Linked DNA regions of Mus musculus: all the other regions are linked to region 2. Evidence: chromatin contacts called from ENCODE Hi-C or POLR2A ChIA-PET data. All regions are on one chromosome and are shown on one strand. Each heading gives the region's core, a stretch centred on a gene start or an enhancer-like site at or near the end of the contact. The rest is flanking DNA. Distances are from core to core; before and after follow the strand shown. Region 1 holds the start of Hhex (hematopoietically expressed homeobox). Region 2 holds the start of Kif11 (kinesin family member 11). Region 3 holds the start of Ide (insulin degrading enzyme).

Region 1 (2,700 bases), core at 75-2,574, 58 kb before region 2:
TTGCCAACGTGTAGCCCTTAGTATTTGTTCGGGGTCTGCACTTTCCTTCTCCAAATTGATGGTGGTGCGTCTGTCCGTCCGTCCGTCCCTATGTCCACAGACCTACACCTAAACATTTTGAAAGTTGGCATTGTTTTTTTTTCCCCCCGAGATTTTGCTTGCGTCAGGCTTCAGACTTGGTGCAAAACAGCCTCCAAAGATGGGGGTGGGGGGTGGCGGGAGAGGCAGAGAGGAAGCAACTGGTTATTTTAGCTGCCATAAAGTCACATCCCACACAGAGGAAATGAACAATATCAGAAAAACGGATCCTGGCTATCAGACGTCGAGTGTTTCCTGAATTTGTCTGTATTGAGGATGTCGATAAAATAATCAGCAGCGTGCACTACTCCGGGGGAAGGGTCTGCTTCATGCAGCCAGGAAAACACTTAACAGCTTCAGAAACCAGATTTACTCCTATCGAGAACTCAAGATTTCCTGTATGAACGGAAAGGGTCAGGCTCCTTCACTGCACAAGCTTGTTGAACCAAGCCCAGCCCAGGAACCGCCCGGGCAGGCAGCTCTCCCTGCCCTGCAGGGGCCAGGCTCAGGGCGCCCCGACGTCCTCTTCTCCGGGCCGCTCGCTAAGGGAGTCCCCCACCCACCCCGGGGCGACACGCGTGGCCAGGGCCGCCCTCCTCCACCTCCCCGGGAGCCCCAGGTCTCTCCCGACTACGCTTGCCCCGACGTCTGCAAGGTGCAGGAAAAGCAATCTGAGTCGCCGAGCTTCCCAGTACCGGGGCCCCGCATGCACCCGCGAGCCGCTCGCTCCGAGAGCTCGCCGCAACTTTTCCACTGCGCTTCCCGTCCGTCCGCCCCTGCCGCCTCCCGCGCGCTGCCACCCGCCGGGAGCGCCTTCCTCACGGACGCCCTCACTCGGCCCCGGCCGCCTTACCCAGGGGGTCGTGGCGGAGTAGGGCGTGCGTGTAGTCGTTCACCGTCCGCGGGAACGGGTACAGAGGGCCTCCGAAGCCACTGGGGCCGTAGGCGGCGGCCAGCGCGGCGGCCGGGTGGTGCGAGAAGGCGGGGTGGACCGGCGTGGGCTCGTACACCGGGGTCCGGTAGGAGGACACGAGGCTGGTGAAGGAGGAGTTGGGGGACGGCAGCGTGGGAGTGGGCGTGGGGGCGGCGGGCCCGCGACCCAAGATGTCGTCGATGTAGAAGGGCGTCGGGTGAGCGGGCTGCAGCAGCGGCGTGGGCGCATACAGCGGGACTCCCACGGCGGGCGCAGCCGCGGGCCCCGGGTGCGGGAACTGCATGGCCGCTCCGCAGCCCCTCGCAGAGAGCTGCCGGCCGGCGGCGCCGCGCTACATTTATTTGCGCTCTGCGCTCCAGGCGATAGGCTCGGGCAGCCGCGGGGTGGGGCCGCGCTCGGTCCCCTTCCTGCCGCCAGGCCCTGCGGCCAATGGCGCTGGCTTCAGATTCGCCTCCGCCCCCCACTAACCCCCGCGCCGATCCGCCCCCACCGGCCCAGCTCCCGCCCCCGAGACGCACGGGCTGTGGGGCTCCGGGGACCCTCCGCCAGGGTGTTCCTGCGCCGCAGGCGCCCCCAGAGGTTCCAGGCACCTAGCGAGCGACTGCGACCGTCGAAGAGGAGGTCACAAGACGTGCGCCGCGGGGCGCGGATCCTGACGGGATGGCGCCACTGCTGAAACTCGGGCAGCCTCTGGAACCTGGAGAAGCGATGGGACTCTGCGGGCCAGGAGGCCGCCGGCAGGATGGCACCTTCGGGCGGCCAGAAGGCTGCGCTTCTTGGGGTAACGGTGGCACTGTCTAGAACGGGGGACCTCCGCAGCTCGGCGCTCCAAGGAGAAGACCCAAGCCGTTGGCTGCGTCCTAGTCCCAGACGGGTACTGACAGCGAGGCTGCAGGTGTTCCAGACCTATTTGAGGACCCCCTAGCTCGGCCACCTCCCTGGATGCTAACGGAATCTGCTCCAGACCGGTATCAAGATAGAACCTTAATCGTATGGCGCAGGACAGAGGCTATGCAGTGTTCTTCGATCCAATGGGGGTGGGAGGTGCTCCTGGACCTCTGTCCCCAGGCCCTGAAGGACACAGCTGCGCTTAGCCGGCCTCTGAGGTTTTACACGTGTTTTCTATTCAAAGCCGTGGTGCGCTGCTCAGTGTGGCCTCAGCTCTGTGCGGCTTCACTCGCCTCTGGGGCAAAGGGGCATTTTCTTGATTGACGCCCTCCTGGGGTGACCACACCTTGAGTTGGGCAGTTTCTGCTAAGGACTTCTATTAGTAGAAAAACTCCCTGGCTTTTTTTTTTCAACTGAGATATTTAGTTTTATCCTTTGGAATTAATCTTCAGCTGCAGTGGGACTGAAGGCGAAATAGCCAGAGGACCTGGGTCCGAGTTTCACTTCACACCTTATTTTCTTGAGCAACTACTGTGTGTCATTAGCAAACGAGAGAGGCAGTCTCTGCCCTGGTGGAAGCAGGAAACGAACACAGTCACATCTACTAGGGAGAAATCGTGTGTAAGGGTCGAAACCTTAAGGAGCTCCAGCCCCTCCTTTCGGGTAAAGGAGAGAGTCACTTTGAAAAAGGAAAAGTCTTCCCAAAGGAAATAATGTTTGAAAGATAGGTAGGTGTCAAGGAGCCTAGGGTGTGAGTGACTCCAAGTCAGAAGAGCACTTGAGTTGAGTCTGTCAGTTTA
Region 2 (2,700 bases), core at 44-2,543:
CCAGAACTCAGAACTAAGGCAGGGAGCTAGTCGGAGTTTGAGGCCAGTCTCAGGAAAAAAAAAAAAAAGGCAGACACAGTGGCACACACTTGTCACCCAGCAATCCCAGCTAAACGACCGAGAGGCTGAGACAGTAAAGTACGCTAACATATAGTTCCAGACCAACCTCGGTAACATCACAAAAATTCAAAAAAATTAAAAACTCTGGGTAAGTTATTTGGATGTCAGTCGGGGAGAGCTGAACCCCACACCCTCCCTCCTCTCAATTTTGTCTTTTGGTCAATGAACAAAGGCAGATAAAAGAAAGAAAGAAAGAAAGAAAGAAAGAAAGAAGGAGAGAGAAACCCTGTCTCGAAAAACCAAAAAAAAAAAAAAGAAGAAGAAGAAAAATGAGAAAGAGAAAAGATGCTGCACCTTAGCCATGTACTTTCATTAGCTCGTGAGTTTCATAAACTCATTTTACAGCTTAGCTTAAATTCAGCAATGTCTACTTGGTTATTAGAGGTGAATTTGATGGTTGCTCTTCGCTGAAAAGTGCGTTCCCTTTTAAAAGCAAACCTACTTTCATCTATTGGACCAAACACACAGAATAAAGAACTATTAGTCTTTCCGAAGTGGAAATAACCCCAAGGTGAGCGCCAAACTACATGCAAAGTAAGTAGGAAGCTTTATTCCCAAACTGACAACTCGGACGGGGTAGCACAGAGCAATGACAGCTAAATTTTCGGCGACATTGGCTTTTAAAAGGGAACGCACTTTTCAGCGAAGAGCAACCATCAAATTCTTTGTGACTGCAGCTTAACTTTAACCAACACCAACATCCCCCCCCCCCCCGAGACAAACCCTAATTTAGAACTAAACGTGGTAGCATGTTTACCGAACAAAACACGGGGAGCCCCAGAAACCGATGACTTGGTGTCCTTCAGAAAGGTAAACAAATCGCTCTCCGGAACGGCTAGCCCAAAAGCTAAGCCTCCGCGTCCGGACTCGTCCCAGCCTCTCCTTACCTGCATCTCACCACCACCTGGATGTTCCTGCCCTTTTCCTCTTTCTTCTTCAAAGAACTCGGCTGGGACGCCATGACGGTCGAGCCAAAACCTGCCGGCCTAGCGGAGACTCAGACACAGTGAGAACCGGGAGCAGCCTCTCCTCACCCGGTGCTGCCAAGGCCACGAGGACCGAGACTCGCAGCTCGGCGTCCCCGAGGTCCACGCAGGCCTCTTGGCCGTGGCCGCCGCCCCGCAAAAGCCGGACAGGACGAACCTCCTCCTCTGCTCCGAAATCAGCAACGATTCCGCGCCTCAATTTTGAAAAATGGAGACGACTGACCGGACCAATAGCAGAGCGGCACGCGAGGCATCATGGGACGCCGTGTCGTCACTGTGGTGACGACGGGGCGTGACCCGAAGAAATGGATGGCGGTGCAGGCTGGCTCCTGTAGTCCGAAGTTCACTGTGCAAGCTTTCAGTGCTGCCGCTGGCGGGCTTCTGGGGCCTGGGACGCCTACATCGCCGCATTCGCTGGGTCCTTACCGCCCTCCGAGGCTTCTCGCTTTCCGTAGAGAGGTGACGAACAACTCGGCCGTTTAAGGTGTAGGTGGGGACCGGGGAAACAGAAAAGCCGAGTCCTCCGCCTCATCGGGTTTCCGGAGCTGCTTTTTCTGTTTCGCGGGATCTTAAATGCGGTTTAGCCTCTCCGATGTAACTTAGCGAGGATCAGAGAAAGCGCCGCCGACCTCGCCAAATACCCGCCTTCCGCACTCCAGATCCCTGGTCCTCTGGATTAAGCAAAGCCAACTGTCTACTGGTAAACTACTCTCGGAGGCAGGAGTGGCAGAGGAGCTCTCCGAGTTCCAGACCAGCCTGATCTATAAAGCGAGGCCAGGACGGCCAGGGCTGGTTGCACAGAGAAACGCTGTCTCCAAAAACAAACAAACAAAAACAAAACAAAAGCTAGCCCCAGAGACTCACTGCTATCTCAAAATGTCCCACAAAGTGAACATATTGAACATCTTTATACCCTTGCCTCCGGCCAGTCTTTCTCACTTCAACACGTGTTTTTAACCAGACCCTTCCTCTGCAATCACCTTCCTCCAAGACTTTGAATCTCGTCCCTGAATGACTTCCTTCGATGTTCCTACTGCTACCCTTTTTTTCTCCTCCCTGCTACTGCATTCACTCAGCAAATATCCTTTAAAAAGCAAACCAAACACATATAGGGACAGAGGCAGAAAGATCAGGAGTTCAAGCGTCCATTTCATACATTTCCAGTTTAGTATCAAACTGTGTTATGTCCATCATTTGCTATTTATTCGTTTGTTTTAAACAAGATATCTTTCTGAACACAAGGCTGGCCCTGTGAGAATCCTCAATGATCTTCCTGCCTTCTGCATACTGGTATTGAAAGAATGAGCTACCAGTCCTGGCTGGTTTCTTGTTTGCTTTTTTTTTTTTTTTTTTTTGAGGGGTGTGGCTTAAGATTATTTATTTATGTGTGGGGTAGTGTGTCTGTGTGTGTGTCCTCCAAGTGTGTGGTGGTGCCCTTGGACAGAAGATGGCATTGAATGCCCTGGAACTGTAGTTAAAAAGTCAGTTGTGAACCACCTACAGTGGGCGCTAGGACCTGAATTCAGGTCCTGTGGAAGAACAGGAAGTGCTCTTAACAGCTCTTATCCATCTCTCCAGCCCATGATTTTTTTTG
Region 3 (2,700 bases), core at 55-2,554, 42 kb after region 2:
ACTGCCTGGTGGAAAGTAACATTTCTAAATTGTGATTCTATATTGAACTCAAAGTTTTTAAAACAAGGTACTGAAGGCATTTGCTACTTTTAAACAAATTTGTCTTTTGAGAATGAAGTACCCAGACTTGTTACCAAACACATCTGTGTGCCCTTATCTGGAGTCTTAAGCACACGTCTTTGCTATCCTGAGGCATGTGTTTTGTAACAAATACTGAGCTTTAGACTTTGATATTCATCTTCCTTATTAATTCTTGCATTATGGCTACAGATATAGGAAACAGTTGTTAGTAATGGCATGTCACTGGGGCATGGTGGAACATGTTGGTGATGCTTGGAATCCCAGCACTTGGGAGGTAGATCAGGAACTCAGTATCATCAGCAGTTACATATTCTAGTATAAGGCCTGTCTGGGTTACAACACATACAACATACAACCCCATTCCCTAAACAGGTGTCTCACTTCCAAATTCTCTCTCTCTCTCTCTCTCTCTCTGTGTGTGTGTGTTTGTGTGTATATGTGTGTAGAAGCTGAGGCTGATGTGATGTGCAGTATATTCCTTAGTCATTGCCCACCTTACTTTGTTTGTTTTATTTCTGCACATGTGAGTGGATACGTGTGAGCTGTGGTGCACAGGTAGAGTCAGAAGGCGGCATGCAGGGCTTGGTGTGCTCCTTGGGTTCCAGGGTGGAGCTTAGGTTGGTTTGGTGGCAAGCACCCTTATCTACTGAACCATCTCACCAGCCCCAGCTTATTCACTGAGGCAAGGTCTCCCAGTCAAACCCAGAGTTCCCAGTCTGATTAGGCTTGCTGGCTAGCTTGCTTTGGAGATCTGCTGACTCCACCTTAGAGCCTGGAATTAGAGCCAGAAGTACTTGGGCTCTGAGGACCCGAACTCAGGTCCTCAAGCTTATTTAGCCAGTGTTGAATCACAGCCATCCCCTAGACCCTTGTCTTGAGGTGTTAATACAGTGTTTTATCCAGAGTAATAGCTGCTGGTTGAGCTCTAGGTACCAGCTTGTCTCCCTACCCCGGTACTGGGGTTAGAGTGAGCTGAAGCACCCAGCTTTTACATTGACCTCAGAGACCTGAACTCAGTTCCACCTGCTTACATGGTAGGCATTCTGTAGACCAAGGCATCTCCCTGGTCCCAGTTTTGTATTTTACATTAAGAAATATTTATTTTTATTTTCTGAATGGGTGTTTTGTCTATATGCATGTCTGTGCAGCACATACATGCCTAGTTCCTGCAGAGGCCAGAAGAAGGCATTGGATTCCCTGGGACTAGAATTAGTCAGTTGTGAGCTACTGTGTGGGTGCTGGAAATTGAACCCCTGAACCTCTGGAAGAGTAAGCCAGTGCTCTTAAGGGCTGAGCCATCTCTCTAGCCTTTACTTTGTTTTTTAAAGAAAATATTTGCATTTTAGCATTGCCTGTATAAAAGCACGATATGAGTAAAACTTTTTGTTTTATATGTGTGCTTTGTCTGCATGTTGTATGTGCTCCACTTGTGTGCCTGGTGCTGTAGGGGCCAGAAGAGGACATAGCCTTTGAAACTGGAGTTACAGATGTTTGTGAGCCACTTGGTGGGTTCTGGGAACTAAACCTGAGTCCACACACTCTTAATCATGGAGCCATCTCCCTAGTCCTGCATTATGTGAGTTTTAAAATCAGTACAATACATTTAGTATTACTTACAGTATTGATCTTTAAAATACCAAATATCGGTCAAGAATGACGGTACATACTTGTAATCTTAGTTCTTAGGAGACCAAGGTGAGAGGACAGTGAATCTGAGGATAGCTTTGGCTATGTAAAGAGAACAACCTATCTTACAAAAACAAAACAAAACCCAGCCAAACAAAATCTAAGCATCATTTCTGAAAAGAAGATCTATGAGAATGTGGTAATAGCCAATGTCTTTGGCATATCAGCTTTTCTTCTGCTTACATACACAATTACATATAACTTCAAAGAGGAAAATATTCTGCTAGAAATTGTGTATGGAAGCCTAAGATTGATCCTTGATTGTTCTTCCATTGTAACTGATGGAGTGAGGTTTCTCTGGCAAGCCCATAGTTTCCCATGAGGCCAGCCCTGCTAGCCAGCTTGATCTGGGGATCTCCAGGCTTCACCTCTGGAGGCTGGAATGACAGGTGAGCCACCCCACCCACCTGACAGCTCTGTGGGTTGTGAGGATCTGAACTCTGGTTCTCATGCTTACGTGGCAAGGGCGTAGCCGCTGCGTCATCTAAAACCCATGTCTGGAGGTTTTCACACACTATTTTTATCTAAATAATTGCACACCTACTTATGTTTCCTGTGGTTTATCTTTAGGTCTGGCTACTGGTCCGATTACTTGTTTTTCATTGTTATAGTGTGGACTATCTATGCATACTAGGCCAGTGTTCTACCTCTGAGGTGTGTCAGAAGCCCTGGCTGTTAGTCTTTACTAAAGATCTACTTTTGTCTTCTAAGTAAGAAGCCAGGGTACTAGCATAGGTTCATTTCTTCTCCGTAGTTTCAGATGTGTTTTGACTTTACCTGTTTCGAATGTGAACTAGCCGATATTTGAGTTTTAATGTTTTGTCTCTTAATCAGTTCCTAGTTAGACAAAAATACTATCTATCCTACTTTAACGCAAGCAAGCAAACAAACAAAACCGAAACCAAACTATGCAAAACCTCCAATCTGGAGTCC

The links. A loop is a pair of places that touch in the nucleus more often than their neighbours do. ChIA-PET counts read pairs that join two places held with the same protein, here RNA polymerase II (POLR2A).
Region 1: POLR2A ChIA-PET joins it to region 2 with 17 read pairs in Patski. The contact joins the promoter of Hhex here to the promoter of Kif11 in region 2. A Hi-C loop is called at or near these places in 1 of 37 maps with a recorded cell type or tissue (T-helper 17 cell). POLR2A ChIA-PET finds 5 or more read pairs at or near these places in 4 of 5 experiments (Patski and embryonic stem cell).
Region 3: POLR2A ChIA-PET joins it to region 2 with 10 read pairs in embryonic stem cell. The contact joins the promoter of Ide here to the promoter of Kif11 in region 2. POLR2A ChIA-PET finds 5 or more read pairs at or near these places in 4 of 5 experiments (Patski and embryonic stem cell).

Annotation. Positions count from the first base shown.
Region 1 is chr19:37,433,465-37,436,164 of GRCm38, reverse strand. It overlaps Hhex (hematopoietically expressed homeobox), which reads right to left and starts at 1,324. Exons shown (of 4, transcript NM_008245.3): 1 at 932-1,324. The coding sequence starts at 1,295.
Region 2 is chr19:37,374,975-37,377,674 of GRCm38, reverse strand. It overlaps Kif11 (kinesin family member 11), which reads right to left and starts at 1,293. Exons shown (of 22, transcript NM_010615.2): 1 at 1,008-1,293. The coding sequence starts at 1,081.
Region 3 is chr19:37,333,148-37,335,847 of GRCm38, reverse strand. It overlaps Ide (insulin degrading enzyme), which reads left to right and starts at 1,304. Exons shown (of 25, transcript NM_031156.4): 1 at 1,304-1,316. The coding sequence starts at 1,304.